2 separate regions of the Homo sapiens genome follow, and region 1 is linked to region 2. Evidence: chromatin loops called from intact Hi-C (ENCODE). Cell type or tissue: Calu3. All regions are shown on one strand. Each heading gives the region's core, and the rest is flanking DNA. Links, peaks and the distances in the headings are about the cores only. Region 1 has its middle 15 kb from the start of ITPRID1. Region 2 overlaps ITPRID1 (ITPR interacting domain containing 1).

What was found. A loop is a pair of places that touch in the nucleus more often than their neighbours do. Peaks named below come from ENCODE experiments on the same cell type or tissue, not always from the same donor. Only the 100,000 strongest peaks of a DNase experiment are listed, where the experiment ranks them.
Region 1: a loop joins it to region 2, with 5 times the contacts of the local background. A loop is called at or near these places in 2 of 110 quality-filtered maps.

What each region holds. Positions count from the first base shown.
Region 1 is chr7:31,496,373-31,501,762 of GRCh38, reverse strand. No RefSeq gene overlaps it. Among named protein-coding and RNA genes, the nearest start is that of ITPRID1, 15 kb to the left of the region's middle. In Calu3, for the core only: no CTCF peak of the experiment used is centred there; DNase peaks (open chromatin) are centred at 915, 3,162 and 4,040.
Region 2 is chr7:31,547,533-31,552,922 of GRCh38, reverse strand. ITPRID1 (ITPR interacting domain containing 1) reads right to left here. Exons shown (of 15, transcript NM_001257967.3): 2 at 3,424-3,497. Among named protein-coding and RNA genes, the nearest start is that of ITPRID1, 36 kb to the right of the region's middle. In Calu3, for the core only: no CTCF peak of the experiment used is centred there; DNase peaks (open chromatin) are centred at 2,342 and 3,122.

The DNA of each region.
Region 1 (5,390 bases), core at 151-5,150, 51 kb after region 2:
GATCTAGAACTACAAATACCATTTGACCCAGCCATCCCATTACTGGGTATATACCCAAAGGACTATAAATCATGCTGCTATAAAGACACATGCACATGTATGTTTATTGCGGCATTATTCACAATAGTAAAGACTTGGAACCAACCCAAATGTCCAACAATGATAGACTGGATTAAGAAAATGTGGCACATATACACCATGGAATACTATGCAGCCATAAAAAATGATGAGTTCATGTCCTTTGTAGGGACATGGATGAAATTGGAAATCATCCTTCTCAGTAAACTATCACAAGAACAAAAAACCAAACACCGCATATTCTCACTCATAGGTGGGAATTGAACAATGAGAACACATGGACACAGGAAGGGAAATATCACACTCTGGGGACTGTTGTGGGGTGGGGGGAGGGGGGAGGGATAGCATCAGGAGATATACCTAATGCTAGATGACGAGTTAGTGGGTGCAGCGCACCAGCATGGCACATGTATACATATGTAACTAACCTGCACATTGTGCACATGTACCCTAAAACTTAAAGTATAATAATAATAAATAAAAAATAATAATAAATTTTTAAAAAGTGGTTTATTTTGAGCCAATATGAGTGACCATGGCTTGGGGAAACACAAAGTGTGATGGAGGAAGTCAGGTTATAATGTGGTTTTGTACATTTCTGGGAGACAGGAATTGCAGGTAAAATAATAAATCAATACATGAGAGTTATATATTGGTTTGGCCCTAAAAAGTGGGACATCTCAAAACAGGAACTTACAAGGCAAAGATGGCTTTTAGGGATTCTTTAGTTGGCAATTGGTTGAAAGGGTTAAGCTTTATCAAAAAACTTTAAGTCAGCAGAAAGGAATGCCCAAGTTAAGATAAGGCGGTTTGTTACCTGGCATGTGATGCCAAACTAGGGTCAGATTGGAAGTAAGCCACACTACACTGGACCAAAAAAATCTGTTTAAGGAGATTTTATGGCTTATAAGGTGTTAAGTTTTCCCAGACCCATTGAAAAGGATTTTGAGCCAGGAAAAAAGGTCAGAGTTCAGTCTTCACAAGCTTTCAGTACTGTGTGAATTTTTCCTTCCTCAGCCTCAAACTTCACCAATTTTTTTATGGGATGGAACTTTTCAGAGTGTACTCTGCTAAAGTTCTGCCCTTTATATGTCCTAATTGAGCTCTGAGATTTATCGTCCCTGCCTTAGAATTGAAAAGTGGAATGTGGAAGGAAGACTGAAGGATAAAGACAGTACTAATCTTTTAGGTACTGGTCCTAGTTCTTAAGTCTGCAGGAGATGATAAGGAATGAAAGAAACACCTACTATTTCGTTAAATATTGAACCAGGGCATGGCACAAACTGATCTTTTTTTAAGTATTATATTGAGTATGGACGCATTAGAAATCCTAACAGTAACGTGTCTATAAATTCCAGTTTCTAATTCTGGGAATTTTCTCTTATTCTGCTTCCTTATGAGTATTTTAGTGAGAAGCTGGGAGAATCTGCATTGGGAGCTACTTACCAAGCAGCATTCTGAAGAAGAATTTTATAATGATGGTTGTTAGTAACCCTTTCGTAAAGATGGTCAAAATCATCAAATCATCATGCATTGATCGGTAAGTAACCTTAAGTATTGTCCAGTCCAGTGCATATACCTGAGATATGGATCTAAAATTTTAGAGAAGACTCTAAAATTTCACTCTCAGCCCCTCTCTCTACTCCTTGCTATAGGTCAGGGCTGCATCTGCAATGTCTCAGGGAAGTTGGGTCCTGATTGTCCTGACAGCTTTCCTCAGGGATCCTGGTGCATTCTGTCACATCTCACAGTTGCATCCTCTGTTCACACCAGGAAATGAATTCGTGTCTCTACCTTTCCTTTCCTCCTCATTCCCCCTCCCTCCCCAACTCCCACCACCCCCAGCAAAACATGCTAATCTCTGACAAAATTATTTCCCATTCATAATTATTTCCATTCACACTTGCAACATTCATATGAGAAAGGGTAAGAAGAAAAGTTGAGGCAGATCCTTGAGCTCAGTTGTAGGAAAAGCAAGTGAAGTGACACATTTGTTTATCTGTGTACATTTCCATGTTCCTCTTCTCAATTAGACATGGGGATGGTGCTTAGGTTCTCAGGCTCGTGTGCTCTCTGTGTGTTCTTTCTGTCTCTCTCTCCCTCATTCTCTTTCTTTCTCTCTGTCTCTGTGTCTCATACACACATACATACACACAAAGAGTTATTAAGGATTGCCTATCCCTGTCATGACCTTGACTGTCTTATCAGAGCAGAATAAAGTATCCAGTGGATCGTAATCCAAAGTGCACGGGATGTTAATATATCTTACATGGAAGCAAAGAACAGTCTCTTAAACAACAACGAATGGTGGTAGAAAGAGGCATGATGGCAAAATACATTTAGGAAATGGTGATTAAGCAGGAACAGTCCTGGTAGCAGGACTATGCTAATATGCCTTGAGATGCTCCCAACCAGGGTGGAATGAACAATGCTTCCTAATTTATTGAACCATGAATACCTCACAGGGATTGGGGCTTTTGCCCAGGACAATCATTTTTCAAAGCAGTGGACTAAATATCTTCCCCAGTTTCCCCCAAACCTTCTATATTTTTGGACTTTAGAATGAGAAAGAGCTGCATTTAAAACCAGATTAAGCTACTTGCTAGCTATGTGACCTCTGGCATGTTGTTAAATCATGCTAAGCTTCAGTTTCCTTTTCTACAAGAATTTAAATAATAATATGTGTTTCATTGGTTATTGTGAGCATTAAATGATAAAAATTTCACTCAAGTACCTAGTAGAATGCTTTATTCCTTTTCCCTGAAGCAAACATTTCTGATTAAAAATTTTCAGATATAATAAATTTGGTTGACCCTGCTCAACACACAGATGTCCAACAAGCAGCTAGTCTTTGAAGAAAATCTCCCATGCTCCCTCAGACCTCTATGTATTTGCCAAGGTGCCTAGACACTTCATATACTGAACATTTGTGCTACAGCATTGAAAACGATGCTAAAAGGTAGAGGCCCTGGTGAACAATAACAGCACTTATGGGTGTCAGCTTCTCAGATCAACATCTACAAACCCACAAGGCCCCTACAGAGGGAAGTGGCTGAGAGATCCTCTGTGTGGGGCCAGCACTCGGGGGCAGATTTTAAATTCTTACTCTACAACTCACTGGGTGGGGATAGGGTGACCAGTTCTTCCTTGTCCGCCCAAGTCATTCCTGATTTCAGCATTGAAAGTCCTGCATTTCAGCAACCCCTCAGTCCCAGGCAAGAGGGAAAATTGGTTCATCCTAGATGGGGATCTGAGGCCCATCATTAAACTCCTGAAGTCTTGGTATCCCATGTGAAGATAGGGGTCTAAGCCAAACAACCTCCAGCAACCATTCGGGGGCTCAACTTTGATGTTCTGGGACTTTTTTTTTTTTTTTTTTGAGACAGAATCTGGCTGTTGCTGCCCCAGCTGGAGTACAATGGTGCAATCTCAGCTCACTACAACCTCAGCCTCCCGGGTTCTCACAATTCTCCTGTCTCAGCCTCCAGAGTAGCTGAGATTACAGGCGCCCGCCACCATGCCTGGCTAATTTTTGTATTTTTAGTAGAGACAGAGTTTCACCATGTTGGCCAGGCTGGTCCCCAACTCCTGACCTCAGGTGATCCACTAGTCTTGGCCTCCCAAAGTGCTGGGATTACAGGCGTGAGCCACCGCACCCAGCTGGGACTTTTTTTGTTGTTGTTGCAAACTAGAAAAGAATTCAAGTTTGTCAGGGCTCAGAACACGGTACCCCAAAAAGGATGGTGCTTTCGTATGTGGAATATTTTTAGCTGAAGGAGATTGGAAACATCTCAGAAGCAAGAAATTCTCTGATCTTCTCCTCAGACATACACCTCTTTCTCTTTTCCTCATCTCTCCCTGAAGTTGAGTCATAGAAACTAGAACTCCTCCCCGCTAAAGCAAGCCATAAAACCTGGGAAGGTAACTCTCTGACCTCCTCTTGTTTCCCTTGAAGGTTCTCATGTGACAGGCGTCCTACTCCATTCCTGGGGAGCAGTGGTGGGGAAAGGAATATCATACGGACATGCAGGAAACAGTCTGAAGAAACAAGCCTTGCAAAATTCCCCCCAGTTTACCATTAGATCATATCCTTTTTGTACAATCACATTTCTCTACAACTATCTGCTTCTTTCATCAGACTTAGCATAAAAATATAGTTTTCCCTGGGTGTTGGAGTCTTCATTTCTGTTGGCCCCTGTGCCACCTAAAACTTTGTACATAAATTTATTATGCTTTTCTCTTGTTAATCTAGCTGTTGTTTTAGCGGTGTCAGCTGTGGACCTTGTAATGGGTGAAGAAAAGATATTACTTTTTCCTCCTTACATGTTCTAGCAGAATTTATGAATATAGACAGGATATAAAGTGATTTACTTTCAAGAAAACCTCGTTGGCTTGTGCTCATCAGCATGATGGTTTAGAATAAAGCCTTGATCCTATGACGACTGCTCTGTGACACTGGACAATTCCCCTAGCCTTTGCATACTTTGTTTATGGAGACTGATTGATGTATAAAACTCTTTAGCGTACTACCTAGTACCTTGTAAGTACTAGATTTTAAAAGTATGTATGTATGTGTTATTATGTACTCACTGATCAATCAAATATTTATTGAGCAATAACTGTGTGCCAGGCACTGGGGATACAATTCTTGCTCTCATTATATGGAAGTGTTCACTGAGAAGTCCATGCACAGTTTGAATAGTATTAGAATATCCAATCTTAAGGTTGCTATAATTCACTCCCTACCATCCAATGATTGAATCCACTTCACATATTACCCCAAGGGGTCTCCCAGGCTCTGCAGGACATGTGAATGGAAATGGGGATCACTCCACTTTCCAAGACAGCTGATTCAAATGTAGAGGCTATGGTGGTGGTATCATCTCCCTGCCTTCAAGGGAATCCATACCTCCAACACTGCAGATTTTGCCTCGCAAAAATAACTGGCATGTGCATGTCAAATACCCTTGACCCATGTTAAAAATCACAGCCAGCATATTCCTTCCTATCTTTTTTTAACAGTAATTCATAGCCAAGACATTATCTTTACCACCTTTCCTTTTGTGTGGTACCACTAGGGACCTCTGCCCTTCTTTTGTGTCAAATAGAGCTGATGCCACAATTTCTGACTTGATTAACTACAATGTCCACATGGCTGTTTGATTAACTGCAAAGTCCGCTTGCCCTCCTGCACAGCAAGGACTTCCCGTTATCATCATAGGATGCAGCAGAGAGTGTTTATGCTCACATCAGCGGTGAGGTCCGCTTCCCTAGGGGACAAGGTAGCTGTTTACTGCTGTGGAGCCAGAACA
Region 2 (5,390 bases), core at 130-5,129:
GCCAGAATGCCTACAGTCAGATGAATGATCCAGCTTCACAGTCATACATGAACCTGGCTCACCCACCTGAGCCAAGCTCCCTGTCTCAGTTTGGTGAAATGCTTCCTTCCCTCTCCAAGGCAAAGCAGCCTGGGACTCAAGTGGCCATGCCAGTCATCAGACCACATGCGCACTCTGCACTTTCACTTTGGTGGTCTGGGATGTGGACGGAGAGCAAAGAAATTAGACTTGAGGACACACCCAGTAAATAGCCTTCAAATTTACCTAACAGTTATATCTATAAAATTATTTTTGAGGCCCAAATGTTGGAGAAAAATGAGGGCTTTGGCAACAGATTGGCTTGGCTCAGTCTCATTTCTGCAACTTGTTGTGTGCCCTCACATAAACTGTAGAACCTTTCTGCATTCCCTTATTTCTAAACTGGCGATACACTCTACCGAATTTTAATAACTGTTAACCTCAGTGGAATACTTATTATGTGCTAGATTCTATGCTGAATTCTATACATTCATTATTTAACTTAATTGTCAATGAAGGAAGTAATATAATTGTCACAATTTTATGGTAAATTGAAGACCAGAGAGATTAAGTTGCATGTCCAAAGCCAAACAGCCAGCCAGGACTCAAAACCAGGCACTGGACCTCAAGCATGTTCCCATGACTATGCTATATATCCTATAGGATGGCTGGGACAATTAAAATATTTATGAATATATTACACACCTTGCACAAAAAGTATCAGCTGCCCCCATTATTTAACTTGACCTTCATGAACAACCTGTAAAACTAGCAGAGTAAGAGCAGGACACAGCAGCTTAGCGCAGCAAAAGAAATTGTTCGGTCTCCGCAGACTATAAGCACCATGAGAACAAGGGCCATTCTCTTACTCATTTATGTATCTCTAGAATTTAACTGGATTTTTGGCACATAGTAGGTGGTGAATCAACAAATACCAAACTAAAATAGCAAAGTGAGGTTTCAAGCCACACTTTCTGATGCAATTACTTCCATGACATATGCTTTAATTTGCATTCGTTTATCCTTCAAGTTTACAGAAATGGCCAAGTAGCCAAACACTTACTTCAGTAGCATTTCTAGGATCCCTAAACTTAATGCATAATCACTGATCACATGACATGTAAATCATTTCTAATCTGTTTGCAAAAGGCAAACCATTCAGATTTATTACAAATGTAAATATTTTCTTTCAAGAATAGGTGAGCGTTCTAGATGCAACTGGCAGCACAATTTTCTTACGTGCTTTATATATTCAAATTCTGTCAGGTATAAATATATACATTTATTGTTGCAATTTTAAATTACTACAAAAATCAATAATTATGATGGCTGTCAATTTTATGTTAAAAAACAAAAATGAAGACATTTCAATTAGTTAAAAATTAAGGGAAAAAATAGTTATATCTATATTAACAGTCAATATTTTAGCCAGTTAACTTTAGGAATATCTGCTGGTAGCAAATTATAAAAATTTCAGTAATAACACAAGACAGAATAATGCAGACTGAATTATGTTCCTAACCTTTGGAGAATTGTTTGGTATACTAGAATTCATAACATTAAACAAAATAACCTTTAAAAACTCACTGAAATTTTAGTTATTTAGCTTCACATAGGTTTTGGGTCTTTCAAGGAAACACATAACTCTTCAGCAGTGCCTTTATCTTGTGAGCATGAATGCTAATAACAGCATCGACACTGACAGTGCAAAATTTCACAAGGAGGAAAAACTCCAAAACCATGCTCAACAACATTCATGAAATACCAGATTCAATAAAGGATCAAAAGGTTTGAAGAAAAGAATAACATATCACAGAAAAATAAGATCCCCAAAATAATCTCACTCCTTCACTGATTTTGGCTGAAAGTGAGTTTCATTTAGAATGGGAGAGTTTGCACTGTGGAGGAAACAAGAAGCTATCAGGTAGCTGATAGTATTCAAATTGCTGCTTCTGTATCATAATGCCAAATTTTAAGTTAGTGACTGCTTTTTCAAATGTAACCCTGGAGAAAATTGTTAAAATTTTAGGTAAAAGTGCTGCTTTATTTGTACGTCCCCAAACTTCCATCTTATAATGAATGGCATACTTGACCTCAGCCTCCAGCCTTACACAACCAGTGAGGATATTCTGTCTGCCAGCTCTGTTGTACTTGGCCACAGAGCAGGAAAAAGGCTTGCCAAAGAAAATGGGAACCCTTGCTAAAAGCAAGGGTCAGGGACCAGTTCATAAAGAAAACCTCTTTTGTTCCCCCTGTTTTAGTGGATGCCTTCCCAGTTGGTAAACAAATCTGCTTCTGGAAATGGATTTTCTAAAGCTTGAATGGCCTTCCTTTGGCATTCACTTACTTGACCCCCAGAGCAGCCCTTCGGAAAGGGACACAGATCAGGTGGTATCCTGGAATTGCTCAGTGGATAGACAGGGCACAAGTTATGGCATGTGACTGCCTGCAGACTTCTCTAGTTAGTCTGTCCGCCCCAAGGACCATTTCGAACCTAGTTCTTGCTAATTCTTTGACTTGTCCCCAAGAGGAATCCTCATTCTGGATCATGTCATTCCATGCCTGGGGAATCCAGTAACTTCTGTCTCTTCAAATCCCTTCTACTCTGATTACTATGCTGTCATTTATCCTCATGTGTATACAAAACTTCTACTCATGTGGGAAATTGCATATAGTATCACGTTTAACCAAAAAAAAAAAAAAAGAGGATGCAAAACTGTATATGCACTAAGAACTCAATTTTGTAAAAACTAAATAAACAAATGCCTTGAAAAAGGAAAAAAAAAGGTACCAAAATGTTATCAAGGTTTAAAAATGTTAAAAATAATCAAAATCAGAAAAAATGGCTCTGTTACATTAATTCTACTTCACATTTTCTTAACTTGAGCAAATTCATCCATACATGCTCCTTTTCACTGTGAAGCTTTAGAGCCACAGTGAAATCATAAAACTTGGTGCTTTGACACTTAAAGCAGTGACAATGATTACATTCTTGTCCTCTGAGTTATTTCACTTTTTGTATCTTTATGCAAACAGGTTTTCTTGCCAAACAGGTTGTTCATACTAGGAGAATACAGACTGTGTTTTATTTAATCTCTGTTCCCCATAGATCCCAGCACCTTTGACCCAAGGTAACTAATCTTTATTAGTAATTGCTTGGTTACTTGGGAAAGGAGCATTCAGTTGGCTTTGTCAGCTTTCTTAGTTCTTGTCTGGTTAAAAGAGCAAGTGCTTTCAGGTCAGATAACTCTGGATTTTAATATCAGCTCTGCTGCTTTCTGACATCTTGGGGAAATTTTCAAACTTTTCTGATAATCTATTTCCTCATATCTATAATGAGTATGAAATAAACACTTTATGGAGTTTTTGGGAAAATTTAATGAAAAATATATCCAAAACAATCACCACTCATATTGGTCAGTTTTCTTTCTTTTTCCTTCTCTTCTGTGTGTTGCTTCTTGTCCTTATCCTGTCAGGAACTGTCAAGTAAAGAAGAATCACCAATCAATGCAATCATTTGTCTCACAGAAAATAAACTTGACCCTGTTAGTTTGTGGGTAGCCTGTGTTGTCTTGAAATTACTTAGTTTGGATGATTGAGAAGTAGATGTTTTTGGGAGAGTGAGAATAGAGTATTTCTGTGACCATGAGAATATGGATTTCCCTGAGATGAGTTAGAGGTGCTTATCAGAGTCTTGAGATTCCTTCAATTATAGACTAAATTTTAAGGTTATAATTAGAGCCTGTAGCTCCAGCCTTGGCCACCATTTCTGATTAAACTCGGTGGCCAAGAAGAGAACTGCATAATGGGAGAACAGCCCGAGGCATTCTGCATCCAAATGGATCTCTAACACCCTGTCTACATCTCATCCATGGATCCTCATTGTCATAGCCTCAGTTCGGGCCTTCCTAAGATCTCAAATAGTGTCCAGGCTTGCCTTGTTCCCCTCCCTACTTCATATGGTGACTTCCCCAAGAGCAGCATTGAAGAGAAGTCTACATAGATCCATGTGTTCCATTAAGACCTGCCCCTTTCCCAACCATGATGCCATTCATGGAAGTTTATAAAGGAAGCCTCCAGAACCCCTCCTATTCTCAAAAAAATGATTACCACAAACCTCAGTACCACTCATATTACCTACACAAACTAAGAGACCAGTCCTGAGAGGCTGGCACTCTCAGAGAACTAACTCATCCTTCTTCCCCTGGATGACCACAGGAGCAATCACATCATGCTGTTGGGCCATGCTCTTGTGGCAGTGAACATCACTTCATCTGGCCCAATCTTCCACCCTTCCTGGAGACTCTCCCAACACTTGTGCCCTCTAGAACTCATGCCCTATCACCTACCAATACCCCTTCATTCTAACCTCTTCACTGAATGTCCCTTCATCTTCTTTCTCTAACTGAAACTGGGATATGGTTCCTCAAGCTATGGCTCTTTCATTTCTTCCTTAAAAATCTGTACTATAGTCTTCAAGATAGTGTAAATTTCCTCTATGATCTTTGTTGCTGCTTCCAGACCTTGTTTCCTCTGTCCTTTGAAGCATATGCCATCAGACTATGTAGTCATCAACATCCAGGGCATTCACCTTCATTTACTGAAAATTTTAGTATGGTATTTCTGTCATCTTTCTGGAAGATTTCATTATCAATGTAGATGGCTTGCCAACACCAGGCCACTCAGTTCAATGACCTGTTCACTTTCCATAATCTTTCCCTCTGCTTGATTCCTATGGTTGTACTTCACTGTAAGAGAACACTCTCCAAAATCCTAATTTCAAACATCCCCCATCACCTCTATTCTACTCATAGATTTTGCTTGGGCACCATTTTTGTCCTCCTTACTGGATTATTCCCTTTAGTTTACAATACACTCTAATGTGACCCATCTTAAATTTGTCTTTCATGTGACCACCTTGAATCCCTCTCCAACTCCTACCTTAGTTTTTTATGAAACCAATGATGATTCCCAAATTCTCATTTCCAAATCTGGTCCAGCCTGTGAGTTTACTTCACACCAGGGTATTCCCACTTACTTAACATTTCCACTTGAATGTCTATACACATTTTGTGCCACACTGAATTCTTTATTCTTGCCTGGACTTCTTTACCCTCCCATATACCTGCTTTTATTCTAGTGTGCTTCATCTCAGTAAACAGGGCCACTATTCAGGCAGTTGCTTATGCCAAGGACTTATGAGTCTTCTCTGATTCCTCTATTCCTTTCATTCCCACATTAAAGCACTAAAAAAAAGAAGGAGCTGCTATGGTTTGGCTGTGTCCTCACCTCAATCTCATCTTCAATTGTAGTTCCTATAGTCCCCATATCGAGGGAAGGACCCGGTAGGAGGTTATTGGATCATGGAGGCA